Regions from separate parts of the Mus musculus genome. Here region 2 is linked to region 1. The links are chromatin loops, found by intact Hi-C in ENCODE. Cell type or tissue: heart. All regions are shown on one strand. Each heading gives the region's core, and the rest is flanking DNA. Links, peaks and the distances in the headings are about the cores only.

What was found. Hi-C counts contacts between places; a loop is a spot of excess contacts. Peaks named below come from ENCODE experiments on the same cell type or tissue, not always from the same donor. Only the 100,000 strongest peaks of a DNase experiment are listed, where the experiment ranks them.
Region 2: it touches region 1 in a loop (4-fold over the local background); 4 of 42 quality-filtered maps call a loop at or near these places.

What each region holds. Positions count from the first base shown.
Region 1 is chr15:101,978,844-101,990,553 of GRCm38, reverse strand. It overlaps a transcript of Krt78 not described here. Among named protein-coding and RNA genes, the nearest start is that of Krt8, 20 kb to the left of the region's middle. In heart, for the core only: CTCF peaks have their summits at 2,272 (motif pointing left), 6,067 (motif pointing right) and 6,413 (motif pointing right); DNase peaks (open chromatin) are centred at 2,253, 6,133, 7,059 and 9,515; H3K4me3 peaks cover 1,087 bases; H3K27ac peaks cover 2,085 bases.
Region 2 is chr15:101,234,839-101,246,548 of GRCm38, reverse strand. No RefSeq gene overlaps it. Among named protein-coding and RNA genes, the nearest start is that of A330009N23Rik, 16 kb to the right of the region's middle. In heart, for the core only: CTCF peaks have their summits at 3,619, 5,683 (motif pointing left), 7,103 (motif pointing right) and 9,466 (motif pointing right); DNase peaks (open chromatin) are centred at 3,738, 5,108, 5,528, 9,468 and 5 weaker places; H3K4me3 peaks cover 2,714 bases; H3K27ac peaks cover 3,363 bases.

The DNA.
Region 1 (11,710 bases), core at 2,043-10,042:
GGGTGTGGCTCCGCCCACCCGTGGGGTGTTATTTCTATTTGAAGCTGTAGTTGCAACAATTCAAACGTGTCCCTGTCTAGCTTACAAGTGAATAAGACTCAGTCTTTGGCTATTTTATTTGGCTTTGACAATTACTGGGGGATGGGGTGTCACCCCTAATCTACTTTTCATTTTCTTTTTAGAATTATTTATTTTATGTATATGAGTACACTGTTGCTGTTTTCAGACACACAGAAGAGGGCATCGGGTCTCATTACAAATAGTTGTGAGCCACCATGTGGTTGCTGGGAATTGAATTCAGGACCTGCCTACCTCTAATCCCTCCAGTAATTTTGACTGTAGCCATTTTAATTTAATCAATAGTTTAAAAAATACTTATTTATTTTATGTATATGTGTATCAGATCCCATTATAGGAGGTTGTGAGCCACCATGTGGTTGTTGGGACTTGAATTCCGGACCTCTGGAAGAACAGCCAGTGCTCTTAACTGCTGAGCCATCTCCCCAGGCCCTAACCAGTAGTTTTAAATTAAGGACCAAAGTTTGTTCAACAAAAGCTGGTAAATGTGAGGATTCACTCACCTTTCTTTCTTTCTTTCTTTCTTTCTTTCTTTCTTTCTTTCTTTCTTTCTTTCTTTCTTTCTTTTTTTCTTTCTCTCTCTCTCTCTCTCTCTCTCTCTCTCTCCCTCCCTCCCTCCCTCCCTCCCTCCCTTCCTTCCATTGTGTGTGTGTGTGTGGAGCAGGCTCTGTTTTAGAAAGAGAAATCCTGGCATTGTGGTCTGATAGGAACACATGACTCAAGTCAGACCCTGAAAACGAACCCTGGGTAGGAACAAAGACCTGGGTGGACATTAGGGCTCTGTCAACTATAGGATCTGTGATATGAGATATGTCACCTCCCATGTCTTCATTTCAAGGAAGAGAGGACAACTGAACCATGTCACAGAAGTGGTGAGGGGCAGCAGCATCCTGATGGCATGAGGGGTTCCTGAACTAACAAGAGAAATGACATTTCTATTCCTCCTAGTTAGGGTTTCTATTGTTGTGATAGAACCTGGAGGCAAGAGCTGATGCAGAAGCCATGGAGGGATGCTGCTTACAGCCTTCTTCCTATGGCTTCCTCAGCCTGCTTTTCAGAGAACCCAGGATCACCAGCCAGGGATGGCACCACCTTCCCCACTGATGACTAATTGACAAAATGCCTTACAGGTGGATCTCATGGAGGCATTTCCTCAACTGTGGGCCCTTCCTCTCTGATGACTCTAGCTTGTGTCAAGTTGGCACACAAAACCATCACTCTTTAGGAGATGGTCTCCGTGCCTTCTCTTTTCTGTCACGTGTCACTTCCCACAGGAGCGGTGAGAACACAGGGGCCAGAGAAGGCGCCTCTCTGGTCTGTGATTGTGTCCTTCTCCGTGAGGCTTCATCACTTCCCTGTTTTGTTGAAAATAAACGAGAGAGAGAGAGAGGGGGGGGGGGGAGAGAGAGAGAAAAGTTCTCTTCTTTAAAAAAAAACAGAAAAAATAAAAGATTTACTTTATGTATTCGGGTGTTTTGCCTGTATTCGGGTGTTTTGCCTGTGTATACTTTTGCTCACCACATGAATGTGGTGCCTGCAGAGGCCAGAAGAGGGCGTTATGGAGCTATGGCCGGCTGTGAGCTGCCGCATTGGTGCTGGGATTTAAACCTGGAAGATCAGCAGGTGCTCCTAACCACTGAGCCATCTCTTCAGACCCCTCTCCATCCCTCCTGTACTAGCTTCCAGTCCGAAGTGGTCAGGTGGGCTTCGCCTCACCTGATTCTCTGAATATGTTCCTGGGAGGCAGGCTTGCAAGCCAAGGCATTTGGTGGTAGGGTTTAGATCAGAGCAACAGACTTGGATCTACGCCCAAGCTTTTGGGTGAGGAGAAGTCCTCACCTGCCCCTTGTCCTCTAGTGGACACTGAACACAGGATCCGTCCTAGACAAGCTATCTCCTAAAGAGTGGTATACTGGCTGGTTTTGTGTGTCAACTTGACTGCTAGAGTCATCAGAGAGGAAGGGCCCACAGTTGAGGAAATGCCTCAATGAGATCCAGCTGTAAGGCATTTTCTCAATTAGTGATCAATTGGGGAGGGCTCGGTTCGCGGCGGGTGTTGCCATCCCTGGGCTGTTGATCCTGGGTTCTATAGGAAAGCAGGCTGAGGAAAGGATAGGAAGAAGGCGGTAAGCAGCACTCCTCAATTATGCCGTATGGGTCTCTTTATGCAGGTTTCCGGCGCCTCCTGGTGGACAACGTGAGAACTGTCTTGCAATGTAGGGAGCGGCTCCTTTTTCTCATTTCAAATGTCCAATTGGCTACCTTTGGGGTTGACCTGGCTAGCAATAACATGGATACCTTGAAGAGAGATTTTTTTGGTTTAAAAGATAAAATTTCCAAATACAAACAGGAGCCAGGCAGCCAAGGTAAGGGTGGAGTGGGTCTGGGGTAAGAAACTGGACCCCTGGCTTGCACTTGAACATGTTCACAGAACACTGCGGCAGATGTGAGACTTACTTTCTTCCAGTGCAGAGCGGAGTGGAGGCACAGGGCGGCTTGCTTTTCCGTCTCTAGATAAGATGGCTCACTTGCAACTAGAAATGATTTCAGCGGGACAGGCAGGAACGATTGGATGAGGGGAATGGATTCGTTTGCCACATATTAAGGATTATCAGATTAAAAAAACAAACAAACCAAGAAAACAGAGGAGCGGGATATGGTGGTGTATGCAGTGAATCCCAACACTTGGGAGACAAAAGCGGCCTTGGAGTTTGAGTTCATCCTGGTCTACTTCATGGGACCCTGTCTCACAAAAAACAAAACCCCCTAAAAACAAAAACAAAAACAACAACAACAACCAAAATAAAACAAAAAGCAAACAAACAAAAAAATCCTAACCAAACTTAATGAAAAGGAGAACATGACCACACCTGGGTGTGGCTGAGGGGAGGTGTTATTTATTTATTTATTTATTTATTATTGCATCTACGAGAGAGAGAGAGAGAGAGAGAGAGAGAGAGAGAGAGAGAGAGAATAGAGAGCGAGCAGCCAGAGGCATCTGGAAGAGTCCAGCAGGGAGAGAAACTAACAGACTGAAAGCAGCCAGCAGAATAGATCAGGCCATGAGGGTGGGGTGGGTGAGATGTGAGTCAGAGAGGAAAAGGAAGGAAAGGCCAAGAGAGGGGACCGGGAACTGAGAGCTGAGGACCAATAGAACCAAGAGAGAAAAGAGAAGCTGGGGGGGGGGGATTGAAGCTCAGGGGGAGAGGTTTAGGGTAGGGGTGGCTGGGGTGGGGTGGCCAGAGGCGTTGTTGTAGCACCTCTCACTCTGTCAGTCCTTTATCGGAGGCGCAGGATCCCTTCTGGGAAGAAGCCAAGGAGCCAGAGGTGTATGCTCACCCAGACAGAGCCCATGTTCCCAACTCCTGATGGGACTCATGGGACTCTGAATGGCCCAAACCCGCTGCCACGAGCTGCTTGGCCCTCTCTCCTCGTTCTACCTGCTGAGGTGGGGGGGAGACAGTTAAAGACTGCTCATGTTCACCGTGGTGGCCACTGGTCACAGGTGCTTGCTGAGGCTGCTTCAAAACAGCTGGTTTGCTCTGAGAGCTGCTAACGGCGCTAAATCATATATCAGATCTGGAAGACTTGGTATCAGAAAAAAGAATGTAAAGTGTTGTACCACTGTGTGTGCTGTGTATGCATGTGTGCTCCACCTGTAATCGGTGCTGAGGGGGTAGGTAGAGGTGGAGATGGGAGCATGTATGGTACTTACTGGCCAGGAAGCCTAGGAGAATAAACTGCAGGTTTGCAAGAAGCCCTGTCTCAGGTAGAGGGGCTGGTGAGATGGCTAAGCAGGTGAGGTGCTCCTACCTGATGCCACTCCGAGCTGAATCTCTGGAACTCACATGGTGGAGGGGAAAGAATCAATTCCCAGAAGTTGTCCTCTGACCTCTACATGTGAGCTGTGGCAGATGTGTGCCCACACAAGTATGTCTGCACAATATAAGTGTAAAAGAATAAAAATAAAAAAAGTAAGGTGGAGAGTCATAGAGGAAGACACCTGATGTTAACTTCTGGTCTTCACACACACACACACACACACACACACACACACACAAACACACACACACATATACAATGCACATACACATTCACACACATGCACATATACAATGCACATACACATGTGCACACACATGCACACACACATACACATATACATATGCACACACATGCACACATATGTACATATACAAATGCACATACATGCACATACACACATGTACACACTACACAATGCACATATACACATGCACACACATGCAAATACATGCATCACAGAAACAAGTGCACACACACACACACATGCACAGACACTTGTACATACACACATGCATGTACACACCCACAGTCACAGCCACAGCCACCTCTGTATGGACATGTGTACATATCTACATGAGCATATACTACACACACATACTTATGTTTGTAGGTTGGTTGCATGTAGACTCAGACTTAAGATACATGGGGTTATATAAAGTATTATTTTAAACTTAATTTCTCAGTACATATTGTCCCAGGTCTGCCGTGTCAGCACTTGGGGGTTGAAGCTCCAGTGATCGAGGTGAGCCTAGGCTGAGACCCTGTCTAAAACAAGCCAGAAAGATTATAAGCTAGAAGTGGCGGCACACACCTTAATTCCAGCACTCAGGAGGCAGATGCAGGTGGATTTCTGTGAGTTGGAGACTACAGTGATTTCCAGGACAGCCAGAGATACACAGTGAGTCTCTCACAAAGTTCTACTGGTGGCTCTCATTTATGGCTTATTCTTCTGTCTGGCCAGTGTCCACCAGCATCTTTCAATGCTAAGGAGAGTGGGCAGCCACAGCCCTCGTTTTTTGTGGTCTTTCCTGGTTTCTGCCAAGGAATCTGGTTCCAGAGTGGCCACAAGTTTCAACTTTGCAGTAGAGACCTGAAATTTTATATGAAACCAGATTTCTATATTTATTTATTTAAAAATTATTTATTTTTATTTTATGTAAATTGGTGTTTTGCCTGCCTGTCTATGTGAGGTGTTGGATCTGCTGAAGCTGGACAGACAGTTGTGAGCTGCCATGTGGGGGCTGGGAATTGAACTCGGGTCTTCTGGAAGGGCAGCCAGTGCCCTCAACTCCGAGCATCTCTCCAGCCTGAAACCTGATTTTAAAATGCTAGCCACTAGTCCAAATATTTAAGGACTCCATCTTGGCCATCCTCGAATGGGTCACTAGAAACTGTTTCTGGAAATTGACTCTAAGCAGGGACACAGAGGCCAGAGGGACAAGCTTGCCTCGGTGACAGCTCTACAGGACCCTGAACAGGAACACACGGCAAAACCTGGCTCCTCTCTTTTTTTGAGAATCACTGCTGGTCTTGGGGCACAGTGCTTGGAGTGGGGTGGGTGGGTGAGGATTCAGGACACAGAAATGCAGCAGAGGGAGCCTGGGCTAGCTATTAAAAAAAAAAAAACCTCGGTGGTCTTTGTTTAGCGTTATACATAAACTGCACTAAAATGCCTTTCAGAAAGTTAAAGGTGTCACTGTCTTCAGACACACCAGAAGAGGGCATCAGATCCCATTACAGATGGCCGTGAGCCACCATGTGGTTGCTGGGAACTGAACTCCTGACCCCTGGAAGATCAGTCAGTGCTCTTAACCGCGGAGCCATCTCTCCAGCCCTATTTCTCCTTTCTTAATTCCAGAGAAAATCAGTTTTGTTCTAGGAATGCACGTTTTGGGGTTCTTAAATACTTCATTAGAGAGCCTTCTGCACAGGTTGACATCTGTATGAGAGAATCCAATGGCCAGACCTGTCTTCTGTCAAACCGATGGCTCCCAGGATGTGACCTATCTTCCAAGCTCTTGGATTTTCAACGTTTCCTCCCAGTCTGCTGCTCAGGGTGTCTAGATCCTGAAAGGCTGTGCGATGGAGGGACGTTTTTTTGAGTACACCGGAAGTACACCATCTTTCCACTAGAGGGCAGCAGAGGAGCACGGAGGAAACTGCTCTGAAACCCAGAGCCAAGCTTGCCAGCCACGTGCAGCTCCCATTCCATGAGCGAGATCGGGGCGGGTCCTGGTCACAGCCTATCATTGGCTACAGAGGCATGTTTTGTGCTAATCAGGGGAAGCTCCTATTGTTTTGGGTAGGACGTGACGTGGTGAGTGACATTTGTGTGGATTTTAGTCTCTATCCACGGGAGTCCCACACCTTGCATTGTTGTAGTGTGGGTGGGAGGTGGAGCTGAATGCCAAGAGATGTGAGATGTCCTGGGCAGCCTTGTTTGTGAAGGAAAGTGTGCACTGCGGGTTTAAATACCAGAGGAGAGGCACCAAGGGCTTGTAGCCACATTGCCTCACTTGCTAGCTGTTCCCCATCTGTCCAGCAGGAGGCAGCACCTAGCTCCTGGAGCCAAGCAACATTTTTAGAGCCTTCGGAGGCTGAGGCTGGAGGTCCATGCCTCCTAAGGCTGGCGGATGGAGAAGGAGGTAGACCAGGCTCCAGGGGGCACAAGCATGGCGGCATCAGAAGGGCACACCTGAGTTACTAGGGCTTAGTTGGCCTATGTGAGTCCCCAGATCACAGGTCCAGCTCCCTGTAGTCCTGGGGTCTCAGAGAGGACAGTTGGGGTCATGCCAGAGTGGACCTTAAATGTTTTGCTTCCCAGTTTAGTGTGTGTGACTCCGTTTTACTGAGTAGGAACACACAGGAAGCCACTAGCGTAAGGGCCTGCCTCACGTGACTGGAGACCACGTATGCAGCCATTCCTTTCTCTCTGCTGCCAAAAGCAGCCGGGCTCCTGTCAGGATCCTCGAAGGAACCACGCACTATCTGCTCTTTGCGGCTGTGTATGCCTGACCCCAAATACACTTCCAATGCCTTGCCTGTCCATTCGGTGGGCACTTGGTCTCTTAGTTCAGAGATGACCCTCTCTGTAAGTCTTATGGCCCTGGAGGCTGTGCCTGCATTTCCTGTATCTACCACAAGGCTCTCATCCCTTAACTCACACGGAGCTAGGACAGGACCTGTGTGAGGGGAGGGGTGCTTGGCAGGAGAGAGGTGGTCTTGAACACCTGCTGTCTAAATGGAAGCATCTCCTTTGCCCTCTGGAGCTACAGCCTTCCCATCCAGGGAAGCTTGGCAGGGAGTGAACTTGTATGTGCACGTGCACGTGAGCGTGCGTGCGTGTATATGTGCGTGTGTGTGCACATATGTGTGTGTACGTGTGAGTGCGCATGTGCGTTTGCAAGTACGCATGTGCGTGTGTACGTGTGCGTGTGTGTACGCATGTGTGTGTGTGAGCACGTGTGTACGTGTGCTTGAGTACCACGTGCCTTTGGGACCAGAGGCAAGCTTTTGTAGAGGTTGTATGTGCACAGGTACAGACAGGTATAGGCAGGCACATACAGACATGCTCATATTGAATCAGAGAACAAAGGCAAACATATGAGAGAGACATTTGTTACTTGCACAGAGAGAAGCACTGCATAGGGCACAGAGCTTCATCCGGAGTGTGATGCTACTGAAGTGGGATCCAGCCTAAGGCCTGCAGTGGGGCTGCTACACTGTGTTGCTTGATTGACAACCAGCAATGTGAGTGCAGAGGAACCCACAGTGTCACCCAGTGTTGTGCGAGGGACTTTCCTGACTCTTGAAAAAAGTGTGAGCCGGGCAGTGGTGGCACACGCCTTTAATCCCAGCACTTGAGAGGCAGAGGCAGGAGGATCTCTGAGTTCAAGGCCAGCCTGTTCTACAGAGTGAGTTCCAGGACAGCCAGGGCTACACAGAGAAACCCCGTCTCAAAAAAACAAAACAAAAACAAAAAAAAGAAAGAAAAAAGAAAAAAGTGTGTGTGTGTACATGTATGTGTGAGTGTATGTATGTATGTGTGCACATGTGTGCATGTATGAGAGTATGAATATGTGAATGTGTGCATGTGTGAATGTGTATGCATGTGTGTGAGTATGTGTATATATATATGTGTGTGTGTATATATGTTAGTATGTGTGTGAGAGTATGAATGTATGAATATGTGTACATGTGTGTATGTATATGTGTGTGAGTGTGTGTACATGTGTGTGAATGTGTGTTTGTGTGTGTGCATGTGCCTGTGGAGGCCAAAATAGGTCTGATGGATCCTCTGGAACTGGTGGTTGAGAGCCACATGATGTCTGTGCTGGGAACTGAACTCTGGTCCTCTGGAAGAGCAGGCTGTAACAACTGAGCTATCTCTCCAGCCCCATTTTCTGTGTCTTGAACCCAGCCCTTTCTGATTCCTCTTCTATCATTCTGTCATTGCTCTGCCTCTCCTCCAGCACTGGGATGTGAGTGTATGCATATGTGTGTGTGTGTGTGTGTGTGTGTGTGTGTGAGAGAGAGTGTGTACGTATGAGTGTGTATATGTGTAAGTGTGGGTAAGCATGTATGCGTGTATATGTGTGTATATATGTGCATGTGTGTATATATACATGTATGTGTATTGAGAGTGTGTATATATATATATGTGTGTGTGTGTGAGAGAGAGAGAGAGAGTGTGTACGTATGAGTGTGTATATGTGTAAGTGTGGGTAAGCATGTATGTGTGTATATGTGTGTATATATGTGCATGTTTGTATATATACATGTATGTGTATTGACAGTGTGTATATATATGTGTGTGTGTATATGTGTGTGTGAGAGAGTGCGAATGTATGAATATGTGTATGTATGTGTATATGTGTATGTACAAGTGTGTGAATGTGTATGTGTGTGTATGTATATGTATGTGTATGAATGTGTATCTATGAATATGTGTGTGTTTATGTGTGTAGGAGTATGTATATGTGTGTGTGAGTGAGTGTACATGTGTGAGTGTGTATATCTGTGTGGGGGGGGGGAGAGGAAGAGGGAAAGGAAGAAGGAGAAGGTTTGGGGAATTAATTTTGCCCACTAAGCCATCTTCCCAACTACATGATTGTTGTTGTTCTTAGAATTTCTTCATGGCCCACTTCCTCTTGGGCAGCAGGTCTCAGCAGACCTTGGTTCTCATGGCTCTGTGCTTCTCCTCCTGGTTCAGCAGCTGGTCTGGGAGAGGACATTGCTTCTGGGGCAGTGTCTCCTAGGCTTAGCATAGCTTTGAGTGTTTGCTTTATGTCACCAGGAAGCTACTTGAGACTGGGGGGATCAGCTCTAGTGGAAAGGGGTCCATCAGAAGAAAAGGAAGGCCTCAGAGAAGGGGAGTTCTGAGCTGAGTGACTCTTTCCTGAGGGGTCTACCTAGCCAGCATGGCTTCTCCTTCAGGCCCCCAACCCTGCTGTCGAGTACCTGTTTCCCTTCCCACTACTGGCCTGCTGACAAGGGCCAGCCCCATCTGGCCCAGGCCAGATGCTGAGGTGGCAGGCAGAGGAGGGGGTGGGACGGCCGACGTGCTGGAGCATGGGCAGCCTGCCCTGTGCTGAGCTGGCATCTGGTCCTGAGAGCAGGTGGGGCCCCACCCAAGCAGGCTGGGGCAGGTAGGGCAGGCCCGTCTCCAGCAGGGAGGGAGGAGAGGTGATGGGGCAAGTCTGGGCTTTGCTTTTGCCAAGGTGGAAGAAAAGTTGTGTGTGTGTGTGTGTGTGTGTGTGTGTGTGTGTGTGTGTGTGGCAGCGCTGTGTCCTGTAGGGATTCCTGTGTGTGGGGATGAAACGCATCACTTCTGAGTCTGGGCACACTTGTGTTTGTGACTGTCTATGCATTTGGTTCACATGCATGCCTGTAGTCCTTCTGTGCCATACCCAGGCATCCATAGATATAGGCAAGGGGTAGTGGGTGTTGTGTGAAGGTCTAGAGTGGATGCAAGTCTGTGGGAAGGCCAAGTGCTCAAAGGATTGTCCTGTGTGCCACCCCCTCCCCCCACCAAGAACTATGTGGCTTTTGTATGTGGTGCTCAGGGAAGACACTCATGGGAGCCAGTGCTCAGACTTTTTTCTAAAGGCATCTGTGTGTGTGTGTGTGTGTACACATGTTTGTGTGTGAGTGTGCATGTATACATGTACATATGTGTGCCTTCGAGAGAGTGTATGTGCATATGCATGTGTGAGTGTGTGCATGTGTATGTGTGTGCATGCACCCCTGTGTGTTACTCTTTATGTACACAAGTAGCCCAGGTGTTAGTCCCAGAGGCAAGAGCCGGCTGTGACCTGTTATGTGAGTTATCTGGAGAGCAGAGAGTTTAAGATTTTAGGCTGAGTCTTGAGTGGATCTGGCCAGACCCAGGACCAATTTGTTCCCGTGTCTTACAACTGTCATAGTCTGTCACCTTCCTGCTGGTTCTCTCTCTCTCTCTCTCTCTCTCTCTCTCTGACTGACAAACGATTGTGAGTCTGCATCTTCTCATTTTTATCTATGCTGTGTTTGTATAATAGTCTTTCTGTTTTAGGGACGGAATGTAGGGCTTCCCATACAGTAGACTGATGTTCTGACAGTGAGCTATGTCTTGAATCTAATTTTTTAGTTAAAAAAAGTATTTTCTTTTTTTTTTTTTTGAGTCAGGGTTTCACTAAGTTGTCCAGACTGGCCTTGAACTCACCCTTTAGCTCAGGCAGGTCTTCCACTGTCTATCCTCTGCCTTAGCCTCCAGAGAGCTGGAATTATAGGCCTTTGTCACCACTTTGAGTTGTGTCCCCCCCCCCCCCAGCTTGATCTTCTAACACCAGGCACTGGCCACTAGAAAGTACTGACTCAGAAGATTAGGCAGATCCTCTGAATATTGGTATATTTTGTTATACAACATAGAAAACTGGATTACATGCTAAAATCATCAGAAGAGTTTCCGGCAGTAAGCCGTCAACTTCCTGATTACAGATACAGGCTATATACATGTTTGTGTGTGTGTGTGTGTGTGCATTTGTGTGTGTTATTGTGTAGCCCAGGTTAGTCTAAAACTCACTTTCCTCTTATCCTCACTCTCCTAAGAGCTTGGATGACAGATATCTGCCACCAGCCTCAGCTCTGTTTGTCACACACATACACATAAATAAAAATAAATCTTAAATATTGTTTTTACCTGTGAGTGTGTGACACACTGCATGAGAATATGTATGTATATGTATGTATGTATGTGTGTATATGCATGTGTGTATGTGTGTGTATGTATATGTATGTGTGTGTATGTATGTTTGCATGTGTGTATGTGTGTAGGTCAGAGGTCAGTGGCAGGTATTTTCCTCAACTGTCCACCTTATTTATTTTTTGCTTTACCTTTGTATGCAGTGTGGTGTGTGTATGTGTGTGTGTGGTGTGTGTGAATTCATGTATAAGTCAGAAGTTGACAATACGAATCCTCCTTGATTGCTCTCCATTTTATTTACTGAGGCAGAGTCTCTTGCTGAGCATGGAGCATGGAGACTCAGTTAGGCTAAGCCAGGTCCCTTGCCCAGGGATCCCCTATCTCTGCCTCCTACAGCCTGGAGGGATCCTCCCTGGGGCAGGGGGCACTGGAGCTGGGCTTAAGGTAGCCCACCAAGATTGTCTTTTTTCCTCTTTTTTAAAATGTAGGTTTTGAGGATCCAAACTCTAGCCCTTAAACTTTGCAACAAGTTTCCCCCAACAACTTTCCGCCTCATTTTTTGATCTGGGGTTTCTCAGTGAACATGGGGCTTACTAATTATGCTAGGTGGGCTGGTCAGGGGGC
Region 2 (11,710 bases), core at 2,049-10,048, 740 kb after region 1:
GTCGGGGAAGCCGCTACGTCACCGCGCAGTCCGCAGGGAGCTCGGCGGGCTAGCCAGGATTCCATTACATCACCCAAGCCGCGCTGTAAACACCGCTGCAGCCATTGGCTGCGGCGCCGCCCTCGCAGCCAATAGCGTGAGAGCATGCAAATCGTCGTTGAGCCAACGCTTCCTTTGGCGCTGGTGCATGCAAATAGACGTCATTGCCCGGGTGGGGGTGGCCTGGCCCAGGCAGGAGGTGGGTGGGGGTGTGTGGAAACTCGTAGCGCGGCTGGCTTGGAGACTTGGCATCCAAATCTGTTCCAGACAGTCCCGAGGGGCACGGAGTGCGATTAAAGGTGAATGTCCTCAATTCTTAGGCCCTTTTCCGTTAGACCCACACAAGCAATGGTGCAAAAATGAAGTTAATTGCTGGGCGTGGTAGCCCAGGCCTGTAATCTCAGCATTTGGGAGTTGGCCAGCCTGAGCTACAAGAAGCCCTGCCCCGAATAAAAGCAAAACAGAAGGGCTGCAGAAATGGTTCGGCTGTCCAGAGCTCCAGCTGCTCTAAGAGGACCCAGATTTGGGTCCTCACGACCGTCATTAACTCCAGTCTAGGGGTTCCAACGCCCTCTTCTAACCTCAGTGGGTACCCGGCATGCACGGGGTGCACATACATACACAGAGGCAAAAATTTACAGACATAAAATAAGTAGATGTTTAAGGTTTGGATTTGTTTGTTTGGGGTTTGTTTGTTTGTTTGTTTTTTAAAGTATAACAAAAAATAAGACCACTTGGAGGTAGGAGGGGAGAAAGAAAAAAAAAAAAAAAGATAGAGAGGTTGCTGAACCATGCTTCCCAGATGGCTCAGGTCAAACCCCAGGAGAAGGTGCCAGGGAGAACCAAGCTACCCAGGAGGTAGTCAGAGCTCAGGGAGCTTTTGGTGTCTTGACCAGGCTTCTCCAGAAATAAATGTCATTTTCAGGGGTGGGTTCTAATGTTTCAGGAAAACAAGACAAAACTACATCTGCACTGGACTTATCTAGGTTTTGTTCTTGTCACTATTGCCTAAATAATTCAGCGTTATAATAACACACATAACATTCACCACACTAAACACTATCCCTAGTGCAGAGCTTTACAGTGTAGAGCAGAGCCAGGTATGGTGTCTTGTATTTATAATCCCAGCACTCAAGAGGCTAGGATTAAGAGAATCTTGAATTTGAGGCCAGCCTGAGCTATAAAGTAAGACTTTTTCTTTTTTTTTTTAATTTTTTTGAGGCAGGGTTTCTCTGTGTAGCCCTGGCTGTCCTGGAACTCACTTTGTAGACCAGGCTGGCCTCGAACTCAGAAATCCACCTACCTCTGCATCCCGAGTGCTGGGATTAAAGGCGTGTGTCACCACCACCGGCAAAGTAAGACTATCTTAAAACTTAAATAAGTAATTATAGTGAATAATATGTGCAACTTATATGTGAAGATTATAAGCGTTCTGCACAAAGAACTTGAATTCCTTGGATGCTGGCATTCTGGGGAGTCCTGGAGTATCCAAGATGCATAAGAAAGATCACTCAGTGGAGTATAGAGGTGTAGAGACGTATCTCAGGAAAGTGGGGAGCAGAGATGCCCATAATCTGCTTTATGCAAAGGAGGCCCAGAGAAGTCCAGCTTACATGTCAATGTGAGTCTGAAGGACCGGGAACTCCATGTGGAATGAATGCCCCATTCAAGATGAAAGTGAGCTCAGTTCCCTGTATGCTTTTGCTATGCCTGGGCTCTCTATGGATCCATGTACATTTAACTGGAGGTTGTAATTTAGAGAGGGATACAACAGTGTCCCGCTAATGAAACAGTGTTTTGCTTTTGTTTTTGAAACAGAATATCGCTATGTAGCCCTGGCTGTCTTGGAACTCACTCTGTAGACCAGACTAGCCTCAAATTCACAGAGATCTGCCTCCCTCTGCCTCCTGGGTGCTAGGATTAAAGGTGTGCACTACCATGTCCAGCATGAAGCAGTTTTTAAACAGAGGGGAGAGATTCCAAACAGAAGAAATGGTACATGGGAAAGTCAGATCTGGGCCAGAGCATGGCTCCTTAAAGCAGCAGACTAAAATACGTGGCTAGAGAGGGGTGTGGTGGAGGACCTGCCAGAGAGGAGACCCTGCTGCATCCATCGTGCAGGGCCTTGGGCCAGGCTCTGTGCTTAAGCTTTCCTTAGCTTTGTCTCTTCTTTCACCGGCCCTGTAAGGTAAGCACTGCTTTGGTATTTAGGAAACTGTGACCCCAAGAAGCTGTCACATGCTGAGAAGAAACAAGACAGAGTTCCCATCTGGGGCCCTGTGGCCTCACAGGCACACTGTGGCTGCTGTTGCCTCCCAGAGAGGAAGCTGAAGTGGTTTCTTCTGACTTCCACATCTTACTACAGAGTTGGGGCCAAAAAATAAATAAATAATTGTAATTTTGCGTAATGGATTTCAACATGTTATAAAAACAAAACCTTGGGCTGGAGAGATGGCTCAGTGGTTAAGAGTGCTGACTGTTCTTCCAGAGGTCCTGAGTTCAATTCCCAGCAGCCACATGGTGGCTCACAACCACCAGTAATGAGATATGATGCCCTCTTCTGGTGTGTCTGAAGACAGTGACAGTGTAGTCATAGATATAAAATAAAATCTTTTAAAAAGAATCAAAAAAGCAAGAGCTCTGGCTGGCTGGAGGGATGGCTCAGTCATAAGAGCTGGCTACTAGTTTCAAATCCTAGCCTCTGCATACGTTGCATGCCCACACATTCAAACTGTCTTGGAGTTTCTCTTGCTGTGATAAAACACTGATGAGGACGCCATGAAGAAGTTCTGCTTACTGGCTGCTCCTCATGGCTTGCTCTGCATGCTTTTTTATAACACCCAGGACCACCAGCCCAAGGATAATATTACCCACAAAACCCTGGCCTCCCACATCAATCCCTAATTAAGAAGACAGAGACAGACCACAAGCATATAGACCAATCTGGTGGGGGCATTTTCTCAGTTGAGGTTCCTCCTTCCAAAATGATGCTAGCCTGTGTCAAATTGACATTAAAAACTACCCACCACCTCAGGCAAACACACACACACACACACACACACACACACACACACACACAAATTAAAACTTGAAAGAAAGCCCCAATGGTGGTGGGACATGCCTTTAATCCCCGGCACGCAGGAGGCAGAAATAGGCAGATCTTTGTGAGTTTGAGGTCAACCTGGTCAACAGAGTTCCAGGACAGCCAGGGTAACACAGAGAAACCCTGTCTTGAAGAACAAAACATATAAACACATTGGTATGCAAGGCTCAGCACACATACACACATACACAGATGGAATACATACATATATATGTGTGTGTGTGTGTGTGTGTGTGTGTGTGTGTGTATCCACACACATATATCACACAATATATTTTGTATATTATATATTAATTATATTTTATATATCATACAAAATAAGCACCAATTATATATTTTATTTATTTATTTATTTATTTATTTATTTGTTTGTTTGTTTGTTTGTTTATTGAGGAAACAGGAAACAAGGGAAAAGAGCCTCTAGCTCCCGCTAGAACCTTAGGTGTGCTGGGGTAGAAACGATTCATGCCTCTGGCCATCAGGGGCCGCTCTGGAGGCTGTGGGAGGACTGACCTGCTGGCACAGGTGATTAACTGGATCTTGTATGCTGTCCCCGGTTGCCAAGAAACGGGTGTTCCTACTGCTCTCAGCCACCGAGCCAGCTCTGGTTACTGCTGACAGGCCCCACAGAGGAGAGTCAGGCAGGCAGAGGGTGCCAGAGGAGACTAAGTCCTTCCCTGTGCAGGCAGCGTGGTGGTTCCCCTTAGAGAACCTGGGTTACCTTTGGGGCCCCTGTCCTCTGGGCCTTGAGCTGTACTCGGAAAATCCAGGACCCATAAACTGCCGAGGAAGGTGCAGAGTACTGCGCGGGAGTGAGAGGGTGCGGGAGGTGGGAGAGGGCCCTGCAGGCTCCCCTGTTCCCCAGCCTTTATTCATTTATTTTCTGTGGCTTTGGGAATGGAACCTGGGCCTCTCACATTGTAGGCCAACACTCTACCACTAAGCGTTAGCCACAGTCTTTTTATTTTTCACTTTGAAACAGAGTTTATACAAGATCTGGAGACCAGTATAGAACTCACCCTGTAGCCCAGGCAAGTCTTGAATTTCCAATCCCCCTGCCTCAGCTCCACGAGTAACTGGGATTACAAGCGTGCATCCCCAGGCTTGACAGATATTAAGAGATACAGAAATGGGTGGTCATACTCATCAAAATCATGATTATCATGATGCCCAAACACAGAGCCGCGTTAAGACTTTTCCTGTAGACCAGGCAGGGCCACTTCCCAGGAAGGGCTGGGGAACCTGAGCTATGGCAGGCACTCAGGTCACTTCAGGAGCAGCTGGCCGTCAGCTGATCGTCCTAAGGACCATTCATCATGCCCCCAAGTCCATTCTGCTGAGCCATGGTTATTTCCGAGTGTGGACAGAGCGCAGGTTGTATAACAGGCTAGAAGCTAGGAGATGGTTTGAGGGAAGCTTGTGGCAGGGTTGGGGTTGTTCTCACCTTCTCCAGTCAGAGTAGCACCTCAGAGCGGAGGAGGAGGAGCCCCGAGGCTTGGAAGGGAAAAAGGGAATCCATCACTGAGGAGAGCGACACAGCCTGTCAGCCTGCTTCCTCCTTCTGGATCCAGAAGATAGGCCATCCTCCCTTCCCACGCATTAATCCCTCTCCCCCAAGCTCTGCCTTTGCTCGAATCTGCCCTGTTCCTGGGCGGGGGTGGGGGGTGGGGTGGGGGAACCCTGTGCCAGTTCCCACTGCTCTCCATTCTCCAGTGGGTAGTCTGGACTCAAATACACCTTCATGGTGTGTTTCCAGTGGCTTTACTATAAGGAAATGCAAGAATATCTTCTTTGAGGTGTGGTCGTGACTTCAGAGACCATGACAGGGGACAAATCGCTGTGGTTTGAATGCCAGCCCCGTTCGCATGAGCCGGTCTACAAACCAACTACTTCATGCCTCACCTTCTCCCCTGAGTCACGAGGATCTGAGCAGTTTGTATGCATGAGGCACTTAAACAGCTCCTGGCCCAAGGTCAGCCCTGTGTAAGTGTTGGCTATAATTAGACAATATTTTCGGATCACTTTCCTCGGCCTTGGCTCCTAATAAGCACTTGGTGAAAGGCACTTGTTATTTTTATCTTCCTTCTCCCTCGCTAACTTAATCCCTTCCACAAACCCACCTTCAGTTAGCCTCCCAGCAGTGAAAGTGTGTGTATGTTACATTTCTCTAACGTTTACACTTACAAAACACTTCTGTTCCGACCTCGCGGCAAACCCGGGAGCTAGCAGCGCACTCAAATGATCGCTGTCATGTTGCAGAGCCAGGAACAGGGTGTGATCTGTCTAGTGGCATCAGCTGCTAAGGGGTGTGTCCAAGCCACCAAGCAGGGTATTCTGACCTCAGGCACCGGGTGCTTGCTTCTGGATGATATGGCCCGGGGCATGCCAGCTCCAGGCTGCCAGGACAGATTCGCTAGGGGAGGGAGGAGAGCCCCTACTGGTTCCAGAACTGAGAGCACTCCCAGAGTGGGAAGAGCCTATGTTCTTTATAATTATCCCCCATAGCACCTAGAAGCTTACCAGGAGCTGTGTGGCAGTGCCCTCCACTGGCCATAAGTGGTACTGTCGGCTTTTAGAGGACGGAAAGGTAGCTCTATCTACACATAGTTATAGAAAATACCCAAGGCCTAGGAGTGCCAAGTCCTCTGTTAGGAATCACAGAGGTCAAACGAAACTCTCAAAAAGCCTTGGGCATGGGGCAACTAATTGAGAAAGAGACCCAACATTGACCTCTGGTTTCCACATATTCACACACACACACACACACACACACATACACACACACACACACACACACACACACACACACACACAGGTATATCCACAGGCATGTACACACATGAACTTAGACATATACAATGCACTGGGCATGGTGACACATATCTGTAATCCTGGTGCTCAAGAGATATGAGGATCTGTGTAAGTTCAAGTCTAGCCTGCTCTACCTATCGATTTCCAGGCCGGCCAGAGTTACATAATGAGACCTTTTCAGAACAGAACAGAACAAAATAAAAACAAAAGCAAAACAAATTGAAGTCACCTTGTGCTATCTATTGAATTCCAGGTGAGTCTGGGATACATAACAAGAACCAGTCTTTTAAAAGCGCTAGTCTTTTGTGAAAACACATCATTCTACTTAAAGAATCTAGAATATATATACACACACACATATACATACACACACACACACACACACACACACACACACATATATATACACATATATGTATATGTATACACACACACACACATGCGCGTGCAGGGAAATGCCAGGTGCCCAGAAAAAACAATGAGGCCATGCAGGGCTGGGAAGAGAGCCCAGTCAAAGAGGCAACAGCCTCCGCCCCTTTCTTTCCTTGATGGCACAGGAGGCGAAGCACCACGTGGCTCCAAGGGTCAGGTGGCTGGAGACCCATCCTGCTCAGGACAATGGGCTGGAATGGCACACATGTGGCGCCGTACAGAGCTTCACCTCAGCCTATGCAGTGCCTGCCTGCACCAGGTTCACAGGGGCAGACATAAAGGTTTCACAGAACAAGGACTCGAACCTGACTTTGCCTGGCTCCAGAGTCTAGGCTCTTAACCAAACGTCATCTCTTGAAGAATAAAAGAAAAAGGCAGGACACAAATGTATTACGAACGAGCCCCACTTACCTTACTTATATGCTTAGAAAACAGGCTGTAGGGACTGGTGGGATGACCACCCGTGGGGAAGGGCCCTTGCCACCCCACAAGGGGGTAGGAGAGAACTGTCTCCCACAGGCTGTCCTGTGGCCTAGACACACATACTAACCAAATAAATAAAACATAATAAAATTTTTAAAAGAAAAAAAGATTGAAGTCTATATAGTCTTTGGTAGTGTGCTAAGACCCGCTCTCAAAACAAAACTAACAAACAAGAAAGGGCTGAAGCCCGGAAGCCCCCTAGGAGCCCAGGTGACAAGGTGATCAGGCGACAGTGCCCGAGTTTGGCAGCAGAGGGCGACGCCGCTCCTCCGCTCTGCCAAGAGGCGGGGACCACAACCCTCGCCTGCATCTTCCTCCCCAGTAGGGAGAGTCTTGTCCTTCCAGGCTGGAGCTTGGAAGTGGGAGGGAGGCTCTCCCCACGGGAAAGCGATGCCTCTGAGGTGGGAGGCCAAGCCGGAGGGGTGGGGTGGGGTGAGGTGGGGTGGACGTGGGCAAAGAGGGCCCATGTGTGCAAGAAGGGCCCGGGTTGTGCGAGGGCCCGGGTGTGCAAGAGCCCAGCAAAGGCGGAGAGGGCCTTGTCGCATCTCCCGGACTTCTGAGCCACTGAGATTGGCTGCTGTGGGACGGCGGTTACTCACTTGGGCGCCGCCACCTGCTTCCCTCCCAGCTCCCTGTGGAACACTAGGCAGAGTCCCCATGTCCACCCACACCCTGCTCCTGGCGGCTCCACCTCCAGGAGAAAGCCTGCCTCTGCAATTCAGCCGTCAGCCTGTCTTAGAGCAGGCGAAGGTGGTGAGAGCGAAGCCCAGCTGACTCTACTCGGGTGTCTTCTCTCCATTCCAACCCACTTCAACCAGGTCCAGAACTTGCATGTCAGCCCTGCAGTCTCTCCCTCAGCTGTTGGGGCAACTGGAGTCTGAGATTTCCTACTTCCGTCGCTTAATTGTTGATCTACGGATGAGCCCAACCTGCTGCGTGCTTCTGCTCCAGTATCCACCTCCTCCCCTCATCCAGAACTCTGACAGCCCCCAGCACCCCTGCAGGTCCCACGTATAGGTTCTGACCAGCTAGCCTCCAACTGGTTGGGGACTGGGCATCTCCAAGAGAATCTTCACCTTACACGTGTTTCACCCAACAGTATGGAGGGGTTCCGGACCAATGGGAGGCATAGATCCCCCTGGTCTCCCACCCCCAAGGGAAGCTAGACCTCAGTAGCTCTATCAATACTTACAGCTCACGGTTCTGGTGGGAATGGATTCTAGATCAAGGATTTGGATCTAGAGTAATCTATATTCAAAATCCTATCAATACATCCTTACCATAATATCTGGTGTTTTTTTTTTTTTCTTCTTCTTCTTGGTTTTGATTTTTGTACCTTTCTTGCTTTCTGAGACAGGGTCTCAATATGCAGCTCTGACTGGTCTAAAACTTGAGATCCTCCTGCCTCAGCCTCTAAAGTACTGGGATTATAAGCAGCCCTGATCTTTCTCCTTCTCCTCCCTAACCCCACCACCGGGGTTCTTTCTATATTGCCCAAGCCGACTCCCATGCTCCAGAGCCCTCCTTTGCCAGCCTTCAAAGTAGCTGGAGCAGCATGGGCACACTACTCTACTCAGCTTTAGGGTACTTGGAAAAAATCGGATGCCCTGGAGCTAGCACAGAGCACCTGGACCATGGCAAGGGGAATGAAAGGGGAGGGGCCGTCGGTGCTGTTAATTGTTCTCTGTGTCAGCCCTGTTCTGTTCACTATGGTAGTACTTGTTTGAGCAGAGAGTATAGGGTTGGAGCTGACCGTCCATAGGAGAGGAATCTGGAGAATCCCATACCGGACTGTGGTTGCTGTACAGTTGGGGGTTGTCACCCTAAGAGCTTGATTTTTGAGGGGGTTTTGTTTGTTTGTTTGTTTTAAGATTTATTTATCTTATGTATGTGAGTACACTGTAGCTGTCTTCAGACACACCAGAAGAGGTCATCAGATCCCATTACAGATGGTTGTGAGCCACCATGTGGTTGGTGGGAACTGAACTGAGGACCTCTGGAAGAGCAGTCAGTGCTCTTAACCGCTGAGCCAACCTTAAGAGTGTTTTGAGGGAACCTGAGAAACTGGGCGATACACACTGACCTGGAGCTTCCAACAGGAGTTGTTGAGAAAGAGGCTCAAAGGCAACATTTGTATAACTTTTACTTTTTGTATAAATTTGCATATTCTCTCTTGAAGGGCCAGCCTCCAGGAAGGGAAGACTGGCTGAAGCTGAGGTTTCTCCTAGAAATCGCAGTGTCTGGCAGGTTAGCAAGCATCCCTTCTCCCCTGTCCAGTGAAGTCTGGGGACTCTCAGGCTCCAACTATGTTGGTGGAAGTCAAGTGAGTTCAATATCTTGGATTTATCTGTTTTGTCTCCACAGGGACAAAGGTGCTCCAAACTCCCACTCAATGCCAGGCCCTGAGCTAGCAGGCAGAGGAGAAAGGGGTGCGGTTTCCTTCCTTGATCACCTGTAAGCTGTGAGACATAACAATGGGGAGTGATTCCAATAAAAAACTAGGGGACAAGAAAGGCTCCAGATTCTTGGAGTGTGAAGCAGAACACAGGGGAGGTCGTGGAGGGCAGGATCTAGAGGTGCAATGCTCGGGCCACCACCAGGGGTCAGCACCCTGCTCTGTTATCTCTGAGGGCACCATCTCCCCCCTTGGGTCCTTCCTTCTCTTAAATGCAGGACTAGGCAGCCTCCCAGCCAGACAACTTGACATCTCTCTTGACCTTGGGAAATCCCATATCTCTTTCATCTCTCCAGCAGGCTGGTGAGCAGAAAGTACCTCCCAGATCTCACCTCTCTGGCTGTCCCCCAGCTTATGTTCTCTGGTGTGGTTTTACTGGGGGATCAGAAAGTATTGTCGAGCCAGTTCTTCCAGCAGATTCATTTTTATGTGCCCATAAAGCCCCTTCCCATGCCTAGGACATATTCATGTGCCCCAGAACTAAGTTTTTTTTTTTTAAAGATGTATTTATTATATGTAAGTACACTTAGCTGTCTTCAGACACTCCAGAAGAGGGCGTCAGATCTTGTTACAGATGGTTGTGAGCCACCATATGGTTGCTGGGATTTGAACTCCGGACCTTCAGAAGAGCAGTCGGGTGCTCTTACCCACTGAGCCGTCTCACCAGCCCCCAGAACTAAGTTTTAAGAGCCCACCCCTCTCCCCTACCTTGGCAGGCATGTTCTCATTCACAGGGAAATTTGATCCTCCTTCTGTGATCAGGCGCTCTTTCAAATCTACCTTCCATCTACCGCTCCTACCCTCATTCTCCTCCCACAAGTGACACTTACCCATTTACAGTTTTCAACCCAGTCCTCACCGACTCTTTGACCCTGACCTCATACCCCCCTCCACCAGGAACCTTTCCTTCTCTGCCCCAAGGTGAAGGGGGGCAGGATGAGGAGATGGGACAGGTGCCCAGCTCTATGGGGACCTCAGAATCCCATCTGGAGGGTTGTATCTTTTCCCACCATGTGTGCACCTGCAGTGGCGCTCACTTTCGTCCCTGGAATTTCTGGGGGCCCCTCCTGGCCTGGGCAGAGCAGAAGGCTGGTAGAAAGGGGAGGGAGTCAGGGCAGGGGAATACCGACCACACAATACTGCAGTCCCCGCTCCTTCCCCACACACCCCCACCCCCTCCGCCAAACACGATCCCTGGGTTAATTTTTAGCAACAGAGCTGGCACATTAGTCACTCCCTGTCACCCACCTACACGGCAGGAGGCTGGTGCCGTCATCCATCAGCTGAGAGGTGGGATCCGGCCCCACCCTGGACCACTCTCCCCCTCTCTTGAGTGTATAAGTCCAGCTGTATAGGAGCCCTTTCAGCCTGGGCGAGGGGCACTGACATCACACTCAAGACCAGCTGCACGGCAGAGCGGTAGGAACAGGCTGGGGTTGGGAACCTGCCCAGGGAATAGAAAGCAAGAGAAACCCAGGAAGTCTGTATACCCCACAAGGGCTGACCTGTGCCAGGCAGCTGGTCTCCTGGCAGCCTTGGCCTCTGGGAACAAAGGTGTGAGAGTCTTCCTCCCCTAGACATGAGCCTAAGGATGCTCACCCTCAAGGCAGAGCAGCTGTTCAAACACAAGAGCTCAGAGAAGCTGTTTTCCTCCCAAAGCAGAAAAGGCACAGAGGCAAGCTGCAGGTGCCACCACGGGAGCCACCACCCAGCCCTGAGGGACATTGTAAGAGGAGCTCATAGATGCCAGCTGCAGGTGAAACAGAGGAGAGGCTGCCTCTCCCCACCCCACCCCCGGGGGCTCACAGGTGCAGAGACTGTGCTTGCCCCTATCTAGCTGTGAGCCCAGGAACCACGTGATCGTGATCCTCGGACCCTCTTGAGCTTTTATTGAGCACTTGCTGTGGGGGGTGGAGAGAGCGCTGGGGGCTGGGGGGCATGGGTGAACCCCCTCAGGGGCTTTACTGACTCACAGTTGGTTTTCATCTTCATTTATTTTTACCGTGCTGGGGATAGAACCCAGGACCTCACACACATGAAGTCTCTGGCACTGAGCCACACCCCAACCCTGAGCTGCAACTTTATAAAAGGCTTTGTACCTACTCCAAGCAAGGCAAAAGACAGAGTCCAGGATATCAATACAGGAAGTGAATATAATTACCAAGCCAGAGAAAGAACCATAAAGAAGATAAACAAATGGGCTTGAGGTCTAGAATAAAGCAACAGGAACCATTTCCAGTGGGTTCTGAAGAAACTGTGGTGGAGGTGATGTTACACCGGGACCTCAGGACACGGAATCGATCCAGAAAAGTATTCCAGGCAGACGGGACAGCATAGACAAAGGCACCATGGCCAGAAGCCAGAGAAAGCCTGGCATCACTGGGGAA